2 separate regions of the Homo sapiens genome follow, and region 2 is linked to region 1. A link is an interaction called in ENCODE POLR2A ChIA-PET data of the cell type or tissue named here. Cell type or tissue: OCI-LY7. All regions are shown on one strand. Each heading gives the region's core, and the rest is flanking DNA. Links, peaks and the distances in the headings are about the cores only. Region 1 overlaps LOC124902130 (a long non-coding RNA gene). Region 2 overlaps CDKN2B-AS1 (CDKN2B and CDKN2A antisense cis and trans regulatory RNA 1).

The links. Peaks named below come from ENCODE experiments on the same cell type or tissue, not always from the same donor. Only the 100,000 strongest peaks of a DNase experiment are listed, where the experiment ranks them.
Region 2: POLR2A ChIA-PET joins it to region 1 with 9 read pairs; 4 of 35 experiments call an interaction of 5 or more read pairs at or near these places.

Annotation. Positions count from the first base shown.
Region 1 is chr9:21,983,290-21,993,450 of GRCh38, reverse strand. LOC124902130 (a long non-coding RNA gene) reads left to right here. Exons shown (of 2, transcript XR_007061436.1): 2 at 971-10,161. It also overlaps a transcript of CDKN2A not described here. Among named protein-coding and RNA genes, the nearest start is that of CDKN2B-AS1, 6.4 kb to the left of the region's middle. RefSeq lists a cis regulatory region at 3,973 and enhancers at 3,413-3,995, 3,901-4,045. In OCI-LY7, for the core only: no CTCF peak of the experiment used is centred there; a DNase peak (open chromatin) is centred at 6,500; H3K4me3 peaks cover 1,415 bases.
Region 2 is chr9:22,107,057-22,117,217 of GRCh38, reverse strand. CDKN2B-AS1 (CDKN2B and CDKN2A antisense cis and trans regulatory RNA 1) reads right to left here. Exons shown (of 19, transcript NR_003529.4): 15 at 4,823-4,898; 16 at 3,419-3,552. Among named protein-coding and RNA genes, the nearest start is that of CDKN2B, 100 kb to the right of the region's middle. In OCI-LY7, for the core only: no CTCF peak of the experiment used is centred there; no DNase peak of the experiment used is centred there.

The sequences.
Region 1 (10,161 bases), core at 5,028-7,527:
ACGACAGAACTGTAGAACTGTTCCTGAGAAATCCCAACTGATAGTATTTTAGTCATCTCAGACGACAGTTAGCACAGTTTAAAAATGAGGCCTACTTCTTGAAAAACAGAATCCAAGGTAGTTTTGTCCTCACATTGACAAATGTTGACACAGCCAGTGTAATTTCCTATAACCAGGAAAACTGAAAGAATATATGTACAGTTAAAATATGTACAATGCTAATTAAAACTTGTGTAATAAGTCTAAAAGTAATTTAATGAGGCTTCACTTTTATGACCGTCCTTGTGGTATGCTTCGCCAGGAATATATAGCTTCAAAAAGCAAAGGCCAGCGGAGGGGTAATTATTTTTTTACTGCAATGTTAATTGTCTCTTTGACATGGAAATATAAACCTGTTAAAACTATCAGTGTTTAATTTAGTGTCTCAATTTCTATTAGCAAAAATTTATAATCTATAGGATAAATGCACATTTTATTTTTTACTTTTCATATTATGCAAGTTAATTTTTTTAATTTAGTCAAAGGAGCTTATAAAGGATTTCAGGGCCTGTTGCTGGATTTGATTTTAATTCATTTTGAAACATTGACAAGACCCTGGTTGTTGTTTTTTTTAACAGTGGTTTATCCGTATCAGCAAAAGTTTAGCCACTGTGACCGGTAACTGTATGAATATAGTTCTTAATATTATTGTCTATATAAAAATATTTATTACTCTAGTTAATATTATTCTATATAAAATCATTTTGTTTAAATTATTAAGTTGCCTCTGAAAATCTGTAGTAACAAAGTAGAACATGTCAATGTATATAAATGCCATAATTATGTATTTTTTAGTTTAGGCCTATAAAACATAACATTGTGGTGATTTTAAGTTAGAGAAAATATTTTATAGTATGTTAATGTATATGCATGAAATGCAAAAATATTTAAATGATAGGTTCATTGAAATAGATCATTTTTTGTTATTTAGGTATAAATCAATTTTCAGGACGTATGTGAAAAGCGCAATCTTCAGGAAGTTTCTCAAGATAGAACACAGCTTGGATAGAATGTCTTGAAATATATGCAATTTTCCAATTTCATATGTAAAATGATATACATAATATAAAATCTAGCGGTGTTAATTATAATGATATGTAATTATATATTTCACATTAATATATTTTATGCCCATGGCTATATTGATTTGGGAATATATATGGATACTAATTATGTTAGGATTCATACAATTCCTTGAGAGGCACAAGTGCTAAAAATTACTTGTATGAATTATTTAATATCATTGCAAATAAGATGTTATTTTAACTTTTTTTAAGTTTCTGCAAATATGTTTATTATGACTTTTTATTTTTATATGATTGGAAATACATATACTAAAATTCCACGTTACCAGTTTCTTAACCACAGAAACCTGAAAAATTGCCATAGTTGATTTGTTACTTCTACCTTGGTGCATTTACAAAATAGTCATATTTTTATTATGAAGTTAAATATTCATTTGTTTATAGCTACTTCAGAAGGCTCAGGTTATTTTTTTCTTTAATAGCACAGAGTCCTCTCAAGGTAAGCACTGTGCAGTTAGTATAAACCATTATTCCCCATGTGTACATGATTCACAGTTTGTATTGTGTTCCAAGTGAACCATAGCCCTTTCAGAAATCAAGACTTATATTCATTTTACTTCTTTGAGTACTCTTGAATTTTAGAAAGTCCATTATGATCCTAAGGTAGCAACAACATAGCCTATTACCGTCTATGATGGTTTACAGATCTATTATTCCACGTTAGTTCATCACTATCAACTACCATGATAGAGTTAAGCTAAACCATTTTCCCAACATATGAAAAACTCCTATTACTAAAGTGATACAAATGGTATCAAAAATACTTTTTTATAGCAAGGTTCAACAGTGGGCCCAGTGCTTTTACACTTTTTCAAAAGTCCTTGGAGAAACAGAGAAAATCTCACTTGCCTTCTGTACTAAAACATTCTAGGCCGAACTAAAACTGAAACTTCATAGTAGAACACTGTAGGCCAGGGGTGTTCAATCTTTTACCTTCCCTGGGCCACATAGGAAGAAGAAGAATTGTCTTGGGACACACATTAAATACACTAACACTAACAATAGCTGATGAGCTTAAAAAAAAAAAAAAACTCATGATACTTTAAGAAAGTGTATGAATTTGTGTTGGGCAGCATTCAAAACCATCCTGGGCTGCATGTGACCCTCGGGCCCACAGGTTGGACAAGCTTGCCCTAGCTCCTCCATCTGCTGCAAAGCCCAGCCTGATACAAAAACCAACGTGATAAAAAGTTTTTGTGGTGCTTTATTTTGGCAGTTTAAGTTATATAAACAATGGGTACAGTTTCATTTTCTAAATATAAAATTTTTACATTGAATATGAATTTTTAAGACAAATTATCTGAATTCTGATTCTCATATACCTAACTACTAATATCTTCTCTATTTGTTGCCCAATGAGATTAATCCACCTCTTAAACACTTCACCATCAAGAAAAACAATTTTGTATTTTAAAATGAACCCATCCACTTTCATTCAGCTATTTTATATTCAGGCATCATCCTAAGGAAAGAAAGGTTCTGACAAAGATTAATACAGATGGATAAGTAGTAGCAAGAAATCAAAAACTGCATAAAATTCTAGCAATAAAGTGTTAAATTATGGTACAGTTACATTCTGGATCATCAGGTATCTGAAGAATATTTCATAGACTGTTAAATGATTGCATTATAAAGTCAGGTTTTTTTAAAGCAAGATTCCAAACAGTAAACAGTTTCTCTCTCTCTCTCTCTCTCTCTCTCTCTCTCTCTCTCTCACCAAATTAGTTATAATGGTTTCCGCAGGATGAGAGGGGTTGGGAAAAAGTTTGGTGATATTTATTTTCTTCGTTTCACTTTTGAGTTTTCCAAAGTGCTATGACCATCATCAGTAAAATATACATTTCCAAAGCCTTTGACACACGGTAACAGTCCTACACAGTGGATGAACTAAGAGCTTCTCTACCCTTAGATGGGTAGGGAGGGAGGAAAGACAAGGAAACTGAGTTGTTTAAGTGTCATACACGAGAACGTGGCTTTAAGGTCTGGGAAAACCTGCGAGGGCTGTGACGTCAGACTGTGAAATGCACGCTATGTCCATTCACCAAGACGTTCCATTTTAAAACCCATAAATCCGTAGCTATACCTGTTTCCAAGGTGCCTCGTGTTAGGCCTCTGGTCACAGCACTTGGCGCCCTTCTTGGGATCTCTTCTCTCCGCCCCCACTACCCCACCCCACAAGCACACTCTAGTCCCCTCCAATCAATTTCAGGCAGGTCTCGCCGCCTCCGGAGCCACGCTGGGGGTGCAAGGGCCCTGGACCCGAAAGAGCGCCCGCCCGGCGACAAGAGATGAGATGCACGCTGCTCCTCCACTCCTCAGCCCCCACCATCCTCCTCCTGGATCCTAACTTCCCCACTCTCTCAATTCCTAGAGACGCTGCGGATCCCAGAGGCTTAACTGGCAGCTGGAACGAGGTCCTCCAACAAGAATTTAGACGCTAGGTCCAATTATCACTCCACCGCGCGCACTTTCCGCAGGAGCGATGTGATCCGTTATCATAACTGCGGACCTGGGGTTCCACGTGGAAGACGATTGGGATTTCACTGGCCGCGGTGGGGGTGGGAGCAGACAGAGTCTGAGTGGGGTTAGTGGACTCGAGACGAAAGGCAGGACATGACAGAAGGCAACTCTGGGTCACCTCTCCAGCTTGGAACTGGCTAGGCCTTGTTTTGGAGGGGATGGGTAGATGAAAAGTGAGTCAGGGTTACCCGGAGGAACCACGGGGAAAGTGCGCTTCTGAGACTCTTGACAGCCATTTCGTTCCCTTCCAAGCCAGATGGAGACCCAAGAGTGTTGAAAGGCCACGACTTCCCTCAGTTTCTCCATCTGGGGGTGCAGGATGGTATAGAGAGTGGCCCGTAGTATTTTTCCAGTGACGATGTCTCTCCATTGTTTTCTTCTTATATTGCAGCTTTCCCCATGTTTGAAAATTTTCTTTTCAAATGAAATCATTGATTAGAATAAAAAAAAGTAAGTAGCTATTAAAACAAGATCAATTTCCATGACAGTAAGCCAACCGATGGAGAAAACCTTGGGAATTAATAAATGAAGGATTTGTTTGGTAGATGATAAAAGGTCCTTTTAAAGGGTCTGACTCTTCCTAGAAAAACCCACCAACTTGGGACCGCAACAGATTTACCATATCCTAATTCATGCTATTTTAATGTGTATTCAGCAAACCCACATGTGTTTACAATTGTCGAAGCTACCAAATGTCAATAGCGTTTTTTTTCTATTTGTTGAATGTGAATCTCTTGTACGAAGCCATATAAACAGAAGAAATTACAGGAATGATTTTAAATCACATACAAAACCAATAGTATTGCTAGAGGAGAGTTAGTCAAGGACGGCATTATGAAGAAAGTGAGGGAGAATTTCCAAAGAGCAGAACGATAGGGCTTGGTGGACCAAAGAACGTTTCCATCTAAAGGGAATGGCAAATACTTAGAGTCTCTGAACCCACTGAATCTTGGACTATTTAACTAATATTTGTAGTTCCAGATATAGCACAGTGCCTTGTACATAGTGGTATTTTTAAAAATATAGTGCCTCGTAGATTTTTTTTCAACTTTTATTTAGGAGGAGAGGGCACATGTGCAGGTTAATTACAAAGGTATATTGCACCATGCTGAGGTTTCGAGTACGACTGAATCTGTCACTCAAGTAGTGAGCACAGTACCCACAGTAGGTAGTATTTCAGCCCTCGCTCATTCCCTTTCTCCTCCATCTAGTAGTCCCCAATGTCTATTGTTCTCATATTTATGTCCAATTAGCATTTGTTTTTTAAAAAGGGTGGTTGAAGAAATTCTCAGTGCTTGTCAGTGTCTCTCAGTGCATTCATTTAATTCATGAGCCCTGGAATGATGGTTTCATTTGGGCAGAACTCTACAATCAAAAAGAAGTAATAAAAGGGAAAAAAAAGTGAAAGCCATCAACTACAGGATTGAAATTCCCAAAGCATCAGAGGTCCTTTCAAAAAATAGTATGTTGATTTTTAATTTTTATGACTTATTGGCTTTGTTCATGAAAATATAAACATGTTATCACAAAGGATTTTTTAATTCAACTATTTCTCAGTTTTCTCTTTCACCTTCAAAATAAAATATCATAAATTATTTAAATGGTTGTGAAGGCAGTAGGATTTTTTTAAGAGAGAAAAGTTTTATAGAGGTTCAGAATTACATGAACAAAGACATGTAATCTCTTAAGCAAATTGAAACTAATAAAATCGTACAATCAAGGTAACGTAAATAAAAAAGCCTCTGCTTTCTTAATTGAATTATGTGAGTAACTAGAAATTTTAAAAGTATGGCAAAGGTTAACAACAGCATTATTACCTGGGCTGCCTTTAAAAATACATATTTCTGGGGTTCACGTTCAGAAAATTTGATTCAGATTTGCTGTGGGTCCCAGAAATCTGCATTTTAAATAAACACTTGAAGGAGATACTAATACAAGTGGCCCATTGGGACACAATTTGACAAATATGACCAATTTTACTTTTTAAACCTTATTTCTGCTTCTTTATCTTTGAATTGAGGTCCAGGATTTTAGGTAAGATTTTAAGTTTAGAGTCAGTTTACTGGATCCCAGGGAGGAGAGTCTGAGTAATCAGTGGAGGAGTTATTTCACCAAATGAAGGAGACCCTTTATTATTATGTGACCCTTTGTATGAATTGGAAAAGAATGTCTTGTAGATACCACATTTTTACAGTCAGAACATAGTTTGAGAGAAAAAAATATAACAAGATATATTTGTGTTTTAAAGCTTACAGAACCAGACAGAAAATTTCCACATAAGCTATATAAGATACGTTGTCTTTTTAAAACACTATATACACTTCTTTCTGTTCGTGCAGGATGAATGGATCTCTCTCTCTCTCTCTCTCTCTCTGTGTGTGTGTGTGTGTGTGTGTGTGTGTGTGTGTGTTGTAATAAGGGGTTTCTTTCATTTTATGATCCAGACCAGGCTCGTAATAAACATGACAACCTAAAATTATGTAAAAAAGAAAAATCAAAGCACAAGTGTTTCACAGGTTTAACTTATGCTTATCTAAGATCAGGGCAAGATTGCAGGAAAATGTAGCCATAACAGAATAAAGCATTTATGGACAAAATGATGGGTCTTTATGTCTCTGTAAAAGCACAGTGATGGGGGGGGAAATATAGATGAAAAATGTAAGCTAAAAAGTAACAATTATAAGAAAAACTAAAATATCATGCCTTTCAAATGATCATTTTTCTGCTTTTAAGCTAAAATTTGTCTAATATTACACCAGTGACTTTGCTGATGTATTAGGAAAAAGCTTGTTTTGCTTTCTTTTCTCGAGTGCCACCATTTTCTTGCTCTCATTCTCTTTCAGGCTGCCAGATCATCTGACTCAGCAATTGTATAACTCTCTCACCCAATTTAAAGAAACAGCAGCTGTCTAGAGAACAATGACTCCCCCAGTTGAACATCTAATTGTTAAATGTCCAACATCGGACACTTTGAATTTTACTCCATGCAATTTACATGCTGAATAGTTGAAGTTGAATATATTATATTTAACATTTAATTTTTAAAAGCTTATTGAAACTTTCTTCCTAAATCACATGGTAAAGTTATTGTTTTCTTCAAAAACAATTAGGAGGAGCTTAACAATAATAGGACACTTCAACTTCCATTATCTAATTTAATTATCACAATATCCTTATGTTTTCAATGTTTCATTTTTTCATTTTGTAGATCTGGAGACTGAGGCTCAGATAGGTTGCATGGCCTACCAAAAGTCATTGACTAGTAATTCATATATAGTTGAACTTGGTTGCCCATGGAGTGCTATAAATATGTATATGGTTTCAGTTCCATCTCTTTTAGTTAACTATTATTTTGAAAGTCGCTTAACCCCTTTGGGCCTCTACTATACTCAAGCATCAGCCGTATAAGTCACAGTAAATATTTATTGGTTGAAAGGAGGTTAACATCTTTCAAAAATTTATTTTTTGACCAAAATAAAACCAGTGAAAAATTCTCATATGACTGTACATATAAATTACTTATTCCTACCTTAATTTAAAAGCAATAAGTGGGATACCTATTCACCAGCACAGGAACCACTTGAAGCGTGCAGTTGAAAGATTACTTTCTTTAGCATTCACATGACCTGTGAGCAGATTCTATTTCTTTTGCTTATTAGCTGTCATGGTACCAGAATGAAGTATGAGAAACTCTCAGTGCTTTCATGTTCTCATCTGTAAACCTGAGACCCTATGGTAGTCCCGTAATAAGAGGTAGATAAAATAGTATGTGTGAAGAGTCACTGTAAACTTTTACACAGTGTACGTTTGTCAGTTATTATAGTGCCTAATTAAACTATGCCCTTAAGAAAGCACATTAGTTTTTTACAGTAAATACCTACTTCATTATAATTTTTCAGTGTAGCTAGAAATTTCTAAACTCCACTTTAAAAATATACATATCATAATAAAAATATATTTATGTATTCAGACTCCTGGTATGTTCCAAGGTGTTAGGTAAAATCAGTGTAAATTTGCATACTTTTAAATTCACATCTGTACAGAAGATCTATATGGTGGCCTTTAGGGTATACCTCTAAGCTATTCTAGTATTCATAATCATTAAAGAGATATTAAGCAGTGTTTGTGAACCCCTGTTTTCTAAGACAGGAAATCAAGGTAGCTTTAGAAAACTGGAAAAAAAGTTATTAGTCTATCTATCTAATAACCCAGAATAATAATTTCCAAAGGAATCACTGAAGATAACTGGATTTTTAATTCCTTCAGAATGGTTGTCACAGTCTGAATATCTGAATCAACAGTTTTGACCAAAACAATTTTCTAAAAATTCTTTAGTATAAAAAATTATGTGTGTGTGTGTCTGTGTGATGAAAGGAATGATAGGCAGAAACATTACTGTCATCCTTACGACATTCAAAATGCCTACCTTGGAGGGTGACCTTCAGTTATTTTTATGCAAATGTGAAGAAGTTATTTAGAAGTAGGATATCAAAGAGTAACACAAAATACACTAAATAGTATGCTTTCTTAAGGCTAAATTGACTTGGGGGTTTTAAATCAGTACAGAGTAAACATACAGTATATTCTGTTATCATTGCCTTTTTGAAAAATTAATTATGGAAGTTATCATCTTAACCGTAACAACACAAAAGATAAAACTCTACCCTCAACCCAGAGACTCAAAGGAAAACATGAGTGGAAATGTTAAATCTGTATGTGAAAAGTGCTAAAACATGAATAGGAAGCAGTTACTTATTTAATCAAAGTTGATTATATTTCATCAAGAAGTTGATTCCCTTGAGTGGAGTTGAATCACATATCAGGTGAAGAATGTGATTTGGGGAAGAATGGTCTAACACAAGAAAATTTTCTTGCAATCTTTAATAATATCAGAGGGGAGATTGGCTTCAGAACTCTCCTAAGTTCAGGAAAGGACACAGAAAATTGAACATAACAGTAAGACTATAGAGTCCCAAGAAAGCAAGCTACTTTTAAAGGATAGTTTTTTAGAGGGGCAAAAGGGGGACAACCATTCTCCATTTGATGAGAAAAGCTTCCATGTAGATGGTGCCCCTGAAATTAGAGTATCCTAAACCAGTGTTAAACCTATCAGTGAAACATGAATATTAAACCTCCACTCCCAGTAGTGAAAACCGAATACATTATTATTTATCTGTGACTTTCAACATTATCTCAGAACTCTAACAGCACATGCGTACATCAGCAGCATAAGCAGAAATGAGATATTATATATGCTTGTGTTAGCAATTAAAAAGGACAGCATATTTGAGAGGGGAAAATCTGTCCTATCAAGAATGAAAAAGAGGGAGGTTAGGAAAAGTAGTTTAGAGAAAGTAAATTTTGCAATTCCTCAGTTTTAACTGTAGTTTCTCCATTGTACCTTCCACTTGAAATGCACTCCAAGCAGTGGAGGTGGGTAGCAATGAATGCAGAGGAAACACTGAACACAGTGACACTCTCCAGTGTCACTTCTCATGATTTAATGAGGGGTTTTTTTTGGAAATTCTTCTGTCATAACATGGGAAACTTTGTTACAAAGAAGCTGTTTTTTCAGAGGGTTAGAATTCAGAGGTAGCATCATACCTTTTAGAAGAGAATTTGCTTGTTGAAACCACAGATACCTGCTAGAATGTACAGGAATTAATGAAAAATTACTCAAAAGGACATTTATTTTGATGACCTAAATGAATAACTTCATAGTAAATGTCATATATATTCTCAAAAAATTAAAAAGCACCATTTATTGAGAGCCTACCGTGCACCCGGATTTTTATATATCTGACATTCTTTATTCCTCACAGTAACCTTATGGGGTAAATTTTATTTTCCCCACTTTGTGAGGTGAGGAAATAAAGGCTCAGAAAGTTTACATAACTTATTCAAGCCCACAGAGCTGGTAAATGAGAGGTCAGTTCTATCTGAGTTTAAAGACTAGGCTTGTCCCACTTGCATATGTGTCATTTCCAAAATTATGATTAAGGATATGGTTGGCATTTCCCGCCACCCACATTAAGTCCAATTAAGTAGCTGTGGCCATAGAAAGAATGGAGAATGGAGAGAGGAACTGACTTCAACAGCTACAGCAAACATTTATTAGCTGAGTAACCATAGCTACATAGTTCCTCAATATGTACCACTCCTCCATTTTGTTATCTATAAATCAAAATGGTGGCTTTTTAAAAAGCAGTTTTACAATATATTCAAGAGCCTTCTACCCTTTGAAAAACTGCAATACTATTTTTAGTAGCAATTAGAAACACCTTAAATATCTGACAACAGGGACATCATTAAGTAAATTATAACTTTTTCCAGTGGGATGTGTTACAGCTGTTAAAAGTAGCATTTATGAAGTGTTTTTGGAGAAGTTTGGAAAATGCTGTAATAAGTTAGAAAAAGCTCATTTCAAAATTGCATAATATTCACAATGTAAAGATTAAGCAAAGAAAAAGGAAGAAGTATTTCAAAATGTTAATAATTATTGCTTTGTGTGGGGTAG
Region 2 (10,161 bases), core at 4,703-7,202, 120 kb before region 1:
ACTGAGAAGTCTGAGCTCTTTAGAAATTAAGCTCTAAATATGTGAATTTTCTATATCTTAAAAGGTTTATTATAGTAAACACCCAAGACATTTTCCAAGTCTTTTGAATGGGAATTTCTTCTGCATGCATAAGATGCATAACATTTTTCTTCATAATAAAATAACAGCTTTTTGTTCATTATTAGAAGTCATTCCCCTTACATTCTTTCAACACTCCCAGCTTCCATTTGATCTTCCTCCCATATTTATGTGAGGTCAAGTTTACTTGAGGCCTTTCTTCCATGTTCTGCTTAATCTTCATGTACATCTGTAGTCATAATATTCCTTTTAGCCAAGTTATTCAGGAAGAATGGTTTTACTATTTGGTTACATCTGGACAGTTATGACATTCTCCAGTTTAAAACTCCCCAGTAACATCTCACTGTCATTAGAATGGTAACCAAATGTCTTTCCATGACCTATAGGACCTTTTATGGCCTCAGCACTGCCTATTTCTCCAATCAGCCTCCCTTTCATCCCCTGTGGTCCCACATTGGCTTTGTCTCTGTCCCTCCAATGGGCCAAGTTGTCTCAAGTTCTCTGTATTTGCCATTGCTGTTTCCCTCATTTTCATCTCACTGTCTCCTTCTCCTCATTTAGGTCTTGGGTCAAATGTCACCTCCTCAGAGAGGCTATCCCTGTCTTCCACATCAAGCAGGCTATATTTTCCTTCCTGCTCGATTTTCATCCCAGTAGTTATAGCACTATCTGAATACTTTTATTTGTTTTCTTATTTACTAGTTTGTATGTACATTCATACTCTGTTGGGTCTGTTATGCATTGTGAGGGAAAGGCTTTATCTGTTAATTAATGTATCACAGTTTCCAGAACAGTTGTGGCACATAAGACCATTCAGTAAATACTAGTTGAAGAAATAAACCCTGGCTCATCTCCATACCTACTCAAACTTATATCCGTTTGATATACACCGTTTGAGTATATCAAACAGATATACATATCATGGGGAGTACAGACTACCTTGTGTCTCATCACACATTGCATAATCTAGTCCAAATTATCAATTATAAAAGTATCCTCAGATGTTTGTCAAAACAGTAAGAAGTTGATCATGTCCAATGTCATTTGATCCAATTTTGGAAAGAGATAAAGAAGCTAAGAGAATGTTGAGCATACACTCTAATTTATTGGGCAGCTCTTTTCATACTTTTTCAACAAGACATAACTAATAGCTGAAAATAGTAAATAATCATGCTTAGCTGAAGGGATCCGAACAGGAGTAAAAAATGGTCCCAAGGGCTAAGTATCTTTGAGTTCTCATGATTCACTTATAAAATTCAGATGAATATGAATTTTTCATCCTAATTCATTACATATCTCAGTTTTATTTAATATAAAAGAAAATTTCCCCAAATTGTTACATATAAAATATGTCCTCCAGCACAATATGCCCTGTTTACCCTAGAAAACCACCAATAATCCCCAAGTCCATGTGATCCAAGCTGATAATCACATAGAAATGATTCTGGAAGAACCTTAATGGGAGCACAGGTCCCACCCACCCCTTGCTACCCCATGTACTTGTTCCCATCTTCACCCAAGAGAGGAAACACTCTGGAACTAGGGCAGCTTAAGTGAAGCAGAGTGAAAAGGAATGTGAAGTTTTGAGAAGAAAGAAAAGGCTAAAGTGTCTATCTTTCCACATTGCTTTTTTCAGGTTTCTCTTCGGAATCACTTCCCTGCTGTCTTTCTTTCCATGTACTTGGTGATGTAAAAGGTTTAAGTCTCCCTCGCTTCTGAGAGGGGAGACCCTGGAGTGATCATATATCGCAGTTTTCTCAGAACCATCCTAGTTTATGCATGCGTCCTGGCATAAGTGTTAGTACCCTGTTTTCATTTGTACAAAATATGCTCACTAAGGGACACCTTCCCCAGTCTTCCCTCCTTGAAAGTATAAGTAGAACCAAACTAAAGAGGTCATGCACAACATAATGTAAATCTTCTTCAGCCTAACTTTAAGCCACCAAGGAAGAGGAGTCCTTGTGACTCAGACACAAAAGCATTTGGAGTCCAAACATTGGTACATACTAATGAAGTTTCCTTTGTCTGACATAGCTCTACAGCTGGGAATCTATAATTACCATTTGGTGCTCATTGAAGATGGGGGGTTCAGGATTCAGGCCATCTTGCAAATACTACAATAACATTTCTAAGGAAAAGACAGAAGGGGCAACCAGGATAGTAAGGGAGAATTTGGTTAACTGAAAATCATCGGGCCATGAGTTAAAGTATTTTAAAATAAAGTATGATAAATGAAAGTATTTAGTCAGTAATGCAGCATAAATTTGAATGATTAGCTCTTTCAATGACATGGCTCTTGAAAGCAGGAAAGAAAAGACCATTATCTCATGAATTCACACACAAAAAATTGTTTGCTCTGATAGTAATTATGACAGCTATTGCAAGGAAAATAATAGACTGATGGTCTTAGCCGCTGCCTCTGAAATTCATCACCAAGTTTGTACTGAGTCCATGCTTTCTATGGCTGCTCCCAGCCAATTACTAAGCACAGCAGATGTACTAAAGCAAGTCCGTTCCTGAAAGATGCAGTACTCTTCTGGTGGGCAGCTTTGCCTTAAATACTCCTAATCAGCTTTGTCAAAACGTTCTTAGAATTGAAATCTTAAGGTTTTTCTTCTTTGCCTTCCTCTCCTTTCTCCTTCATGGGGATGAGTCTTACATAGTAGCCACACAGTCTGCCCAGGCTCCTCTATGTACCTCTCCATTTTCTCCCACAAGGTTTACCTCGGCGAATCTCTTGCACATCTAATTTCATCTTAACATCTTTCTCTCAGAGGACCTGAACTAACACAGTGATTCAAGTAGAGATATATTTAAGGGACAGGAAGAATCAGGACTTTTAATGTATTTAGGATGATTTGATCCAAGACCAAGAGGGAAAGTCACAGGTGATTGTAAGAGAAGTTTGACCAGGTATAAGAGGGAACTTTCTGAGAACAACTAGGTCATGACAGAAGTGGCTGTGACAGTGGGAGAGGAGGTTGGAGTAATCAAGGTCTGAAGTTGTTCATTTGCATACCTGATGCTACATAAGTTCCAAAGGCCAATTAGAGAATCTGAAAAGATTCCATTGTTTTTGGTACCATGTATATCAGTTGATATATGTGGTTGGATCCTTTTAAAAGGACTCGACGTATTTTCATTTGGACTCTATAGAGTCTTTTTAAGAGAATTTTACAAATTTTTATTTGGCCTTAGGGGCATGTGGCTTGCAATTTTTACATTTGTGATTACAAGGTCTTGCATAATTAGAAAAAGTAAAATAGAAAGTTGACTATTTGTATCAGATATTGAAATTTTCAGCCAATAGGAACACATTTATTATAAAAGCAATACTTACATTTTTATATTCCTTCACCATCTTCAAGTGTGTAGAGCTTCGTATCCCCAATGAGATACAGTAATGTTTGTATAACTGGAGTTACACATTGTTTGACATGCTATTGCATTTGATCTTACGTCTATGTTAAGATCCTGTGAGGCAAGCAGGGCAAAGAGCATTAAAACTCACTTTTGCAAATAGTGAGACTGAGGCTTGGGAGATTTAGCAAATATATACTAGAGTCCAAGCAAGAAACCAGGCTGCAGCAGGCAGAATTTCTAGGAATGACCCCGAAGATTTTATACCCTAGTCTCTGCAATGTGCGAATGTGATTGGCTATGTTATATAGCATAGTTGACCTTTAAGTAAAAGATTATCCAGACGGATGTAATCTAATCCCATAAACTCTTAAAAGCCTCTTCTGCTGGTGGCAGAAGAGAAAAGAAGTTACAGAGCTGTGACAGAAAGGGAAGTCAGAGATTTTCAAAGAATGAGAAGGATTTGACAGGCCATTGCTGGCCTGAAGATGGAGGGGATCATATGGATGGCTTGATAAGGAAATAAATTATGCCAGCAGCCTGAGAGTTTAAAAGGGACACAGGCTCCAGCTTGGGAGAACTGCAGCTCCCATTGATACTTTGATTTTGACCTGTGAGATTCTAAGCAGAGAACCCAGCCGAGCCACGCAGTGCCTGGAGGTCTGACACACAGGAACTGCGAGATAATACATGGGCGTTATTTCAAACCTCTAAGTTTGTGGTGACTTGTTATAATGCAATAGAAAACTAATACGTCAGTTTTCTCACTTCGTCACTATTTTTATCACATCACCCCTCCTCTTAACCAAACAGCAAGCAGTAAACTGAAGCACAGTACCAACCTTCTAGTTTTGCCGATGTGACTTTGTCTAGAATTTTAGCTTTCTTAGCACAATTTATTTTAGGCCTTACCTCATTTTCTTTTGTTCTGAACTTGTGGACTTTTACTCATTTTTTTAAGAAGACAGGGCTCTCATTTTCTCACATTGATTGCTTTTTGGAAAATATTTCAGGTAAATTATACATAGTTCAAGAAGAAATTATTATAAGATTAAATTTTGCTATAATAGTTTGGAAACACTTTAGAACTCTCTTTATAATATACTAAAAATGTCATGGGGATTATTTGAGCAATATAGTGAAGAATTATTGTTTTATCTGCCTATTCTACTACCTTCTATAAATTGCACTTCCTTTGTTTTGAGAATGGTCTTCTCCCAGTCAAACCAAGTGATTCCAAGAAAATATCCATGTTTTTATATAGTCAGCCACACATAATAGTGTATTGGTCCAGAGATGGGCAACATCTCCAATCTGAGACAATCAGACTTTTCCCAGGTAATTTTTGACTTTTCAACAGAAAAACCATAAGTTAATCTCTCACCAGTGGTGGATGTTGTAGAACGTAGAACTCGGGAAGTGCTAGCAGCAATGTTTCTTGCCATGTGAGAGAAGCCAATCTACAGTGAAAGAGAAGAAAGTCAAGCCAGGGAGAAAAGCCTGAGCAAGAGTTGGAGAGAGATCCCTCGCAGTGGTTTAACCCCTTGTTTTGGCTGTTCTAGAGTCCAGCTCTATGCTGTCCTTCAAAATGGTTTGATTGTTCAGTCCTTTCTGGAATTCCATTAACCAGTATGTTTCTTCTCTTACCTTGGTAGTTCAAGATGAGTTTCAGCCACTTACAACCAACAGAGATGTGACTCATACAAGAGAAAAATTTTACTTTGTTTTCCTTTGAAAATACTTACTGTGGTGGGAAAAACCTCTAGCCAAGAAACTCATCCAAGTTTCTCCAGGACACTTGTGATTTAGCTGGACTTCCATTTTTATTCCTTTCATGTCAAAATCAGAGCTTTAACACTAACTGCCATAGTTACTGGGTTGTTTTGCTCACTGCCACACCAAACACTCCTTCCAAAATGGTTTGTTCATACAAACACTTTAAAATTTTTAATGCTATCTTGATTATAGCAGCCCATAATTTGTCAGTGTCACATCATAAACATTTACTGGGTGCTTGTCTCACTTATTATCTACTTTCGAATTTCTTTAATTGGCACTGAAATTAAATGCATTTATAAGTGTTAGGTATTGCGAAAGAGATTTGGTAGGCTAAAGAGAGAGAAAAAAAATCTATTTCACTGTAAAAACCTGTCTTTCTATTTCTACTCATATTCCTAAAGGAAAAATGTCACATATATATGGATAATGTGAAATGTATAGTTTTCACATTTTGACATCTGATCACTTGTAAGAAAGAGATAGTAGTGCCAAGTATGAACTCATTCTCTTGTAATTAGCTAATACTTCACAAATAGAATCATAATATGTGCTTTGGGTGATTTTTTAAAAATGGAAGGCATTAGTCAGACTGAGCTTTGTTGAATCCCTGCTCTTTAGGAAGTTATTTTAAATTCTCCAGACCTTCCTTTTTAAAATAAGGATTCATAGAGTATTGTGGTTAAGGATGAAAACTATGGTAACAGACTGCTGAATTCAGACTTTGGCCTCACCACCAACTCACTCTGACATTAAACAAGTTGCTTGGTGACTCTAGGCCTCAGTTTTGTAGTGCATCTTAAGATGAACAGACAGACAGATACATACATATACACGCCAGGTAGTATAAGAATGTTCAAAGCCACATTGTTCATAACAGCAAAAAAATAAAATAAATAAATAAAATGGGAACAACTCAAATATCCAACAATGGTAGAATAAATTGTAGCAAAGTCATCCAATAGAATATTTTTCAGCAACAGCAATGAATAAACTATAGCTACACACATCAATATTGATGAATCTCAAAATAAAATGTTCATAGATTAATCAAGTCTTAGAAAATTCATACTATAGGATTACATTTACATCAAATTTAAAAACAAGTGTAACTAAGCCATGTATTACCTAGGGATACATACATAGATGGCAAAGCTAAAGAAAACAAGTTAATGTTTGGCACAAAATTTGGATAGTGATCACTTTCAAGAGTAGGAGCGGGATGAGATTGGGGAGGAAATACAGGGCATCTAAAGACAGGTAAAATGGTATTTTTTAAAAATGAGAGATGAGTATAGGGTTTTTGAATTTTAATTCTTCTATAAACTCTAGATACATGGTTTACGCACTTATACACAATGATTGCAAGACACAAAAAATAATCATAGTAACTACAACATTTTGAGAAAACTAAACAAGATCCTACATGTTTAGTGACAGTGTGTAGCATATACTAAGCTCTCATTAAAAGATGGGATCCATAGTGATGATGTTATGACATGCAGATATTTGTAACACTTGCAAAAAGAAAATACCAAAAAGTACTGTATCTTCATCTGTGTACACTGTTGTATTCCAAGACTTCTGGGAATCTATGTTAAATCCACAGTCCTATTAGAAATGTCAACTTAATGGTTTTCAAACTTTACTCATCCAAGTGATAGTACCAGAAGAGATACCTAGATTTTCAATCACAGCTAAGAATTCTACCTGGTTAAATAACAGGCACCCAGTGGATGTTCATACTGACAAATATGAGATGTTTAGTTGCTGATATCAGAGAATTCAGTTCAGCCTTTAAGGAAAAGTATGATCAACTAGTAACTATATCTTAGAAGAGAGAATAATAGTGGATTAAGTATCTATTTCAAACTATCCTAACTAGGGTCTATTCATAAAATAATAGAATTGTAAAATTAGTAAATCACCTTAACCATCACCTCATACAATTACTTATTTACAGCTAAAGAAGCTAACATTCAGGGAAGTCAATTGACTTCTAGGTAACAGTGAGTTTGTTGCAGTGTTAAGGCTAGAATACAAGTTAGGATGGAAGCTGCAGAAAGGATCCTATTGTTGGTGTTTATCAGACCAAATAGAAGGAAAGATGGGAGGTCATTGGGAGAGCAAGGGAAAATGAGTGTGATTAGGCATGGAAAATCTTGCACCAGCTCCCTTCAAAGGGACCATAGCAGTTGCAATCCACTTTAGGTTCCCCACAATAAAGCCTGATAAATCACTATTTGGGTAATACTTTTGAATGATCTCTTTTAAGGCCAAATTCCTGGAAAAAAGACAGACACAGCTAATACTAAATGGCAGATGACATCTCATATGTAATTTCAGAGAACTCAGCCTCTATCACACTCTTACCTCCATCACCAGCATCGAATACATTTGATGGGCATACAATAAAATACTTGCTCTTACTTATTCAGCTCTTGAACCATGTTTCTCCCTAGCCAGTCACCAATCTAAGGCAGAGTTTGTCATTATTCCTTCAATAAGTACACGCAGGAAACGTATTAGGGTTAAAAGCTCTGTACTAGGCACTAGGAATTTGATGAAAAGTGTTTAAACAAACTCTATTTACTCTATCCAGTCAGGGGAGACAGCGATTTATTCCAAAGAAAAAATAGACCAACAAGAAGTAACTCTGTACAGACGAATCCCCTCAACCCTTATGTGGCAAGGACAATTAAATAAAAGCTCATAAAGAAGCTTTGCTTGCTTCAGGACCTTATCAGCTTGAGCCAGCTGATAGGGAAAGTAGGTATTATGGCTGAACTCTTGAACCAGGAAAGGACCAGTCCAAAGTTTCTGTCAGGTGACATGACCTGCAAAACACTTTCATTCCTTGGCTTATCTTTATGACTGAAGAATGATGATCGCCTCTTATTTGCTGTAATGCTTAGAAAATGTTAAATTGCTGAAAGTGTCCCTAAGAGAATTTTTCTTCTGGGGAAAAAAATAATCTCATAAATTCAAGGTTAAATAAAGGAAGAGCAGCTTAGATTATCAAACTATGTTTTCATCTTTCAGTTTTGGGGTTTTTTTTATTTTGTTTTGTTTTGTTTTTGGTTTGGTCTGATGTTCAAAGGTTTGGTAGCCTTTGTAACAAGCAAAACGGCTTTTGAACAAAAACTAAACCCTTGCTTAACCTTTATATTCTAATCTGTTGTTGCTCCGTGGTGTTTGTAGTAGTCCAAAACAAGAAAGTATGACCTCATCAGTTATTCACTCACTGCTATTTACCAATTTAGTGAGTTTCATTGGAAATGGACAATTAAATATAATCCATTTGGGAGACTTTTTAAATTGTGAAACTGCTCAAATTTGTTTCTTTGTAAATGAAAAGGATGAGTTGTACACCAAGTATTTTTCTAAAGGAATAATTCAGTGTGCAAAGCCAAGATTAAGCCTCCATGTTTGTTAAGGGGAGCTAGGTTTGAGATCCTCAAGTAGGACTGTGACCAAACTGTATGATTTTGCACTGGTGTAACTTAACTACCTTATAACTTAAATACTGGTACAGCTGAAGGCAGAGTCGTAACCATTTATTGTCTATGGCCATACCACCCTGAACGTGCCCGATCTCACCAATAACTACTTATTGAATGACCAAGCAATGTGCATAGACAAGTGTTCAAACCGTTAGAGTAATACTCCCTTCTCGACTGATTTATTGTCAGAAATACTAAGTTAAATGGAGTACCCAGTCTACCTAAAACAATCAATACACAAAAGCTGTTCAATCAAATGCCAATCTCCAGAGCCCATTCGGAGAAGAACTGACTTATTCAAAATGGAGCATCAGAATACAGTAAAGTTACTTTTCAGAGATTAATTCTATTATAAAGAAAACAAAGTAGGAGAGATAGAAGGCCCAAACTAATATATAACAAAAAAATACATCTATCAGACAAAGTCACAGCAACTTCTTTTTAATCTCAGAAATTATTTCAGTTTAAGAAAACATAGTCAGAAAAACTAGGATTTGGGGTTGTATGTTGGGTTCTTCATTTTAGTTAACTTTCCCATTGACGGCTGGTTTGTTTCTTAGACCTTGACCCAACAATTCATTGAAGTTCTTTATCTGAGATGTAGAATGCCTTACCTAATACATTCCTTCTCTGTCCTTCTAAGCACATATTGTCCCTCCACAGGAAGTTCACCTAAAACTAAGTAATACAGTCAACAAGTACCTCATATGGAGATTCCCCCTGGCTGCCTGAAGGCCACATCATGACACTAATCTCTTATCCTTTTGGAAGACTATAATGACCAGTCAGTCATTCTCTACAAGACCAGAAAATTGTATGTATGGTTGCAGTGCTGGGTGGAGAAAGTCAGGACAGGAGAAAGCAGCTTTAGGTCATCCGCTCCAAGGCCCCTGATGTGGAAGGAACAATCACCTAGTACATACAAATGATCATTGTAATCCCCAGTACAAGGACTCGGGGTGTGGGAAAGGAAGCTCAGCTTGGAATTTGAAAGCTAGAATTGCAAGGTAAGAGATCTGAGAGTTTCAAGTGGGGAAAGTTTCCAGCATTTCAGAGGAGGCTGCTTTGTTTGTTTTTAGTCTAGACTGAGAGTGCAAAGGCTTAGGAAATATGCTTTAGGTTTGAAGACACCCTGGGGTTGTTTTCTTTCTCCACTTAGAGCCCTGGGTAATAATGCACATGCCAGTGCCTGCACTCAGAGTTGACTAACGGCTACCAATGCTACCTCTCTTTCTCTCCACGCCCAATCAGTAATGAAGGATGATTGCCGCTAGTTTCTTAGAACCACTTTCACATCACCCACACTACTGATGTCTTCAATATTTCAGATGTCTCAGTATTTCTCAACTGAATTAGAGCAACCATCTTCTAACTGATCTCCCTGCTGCCAGCATCTGATCTGCACTCCATACTGCCTTCTAAAGAGCAAATTTGACCACAAGAC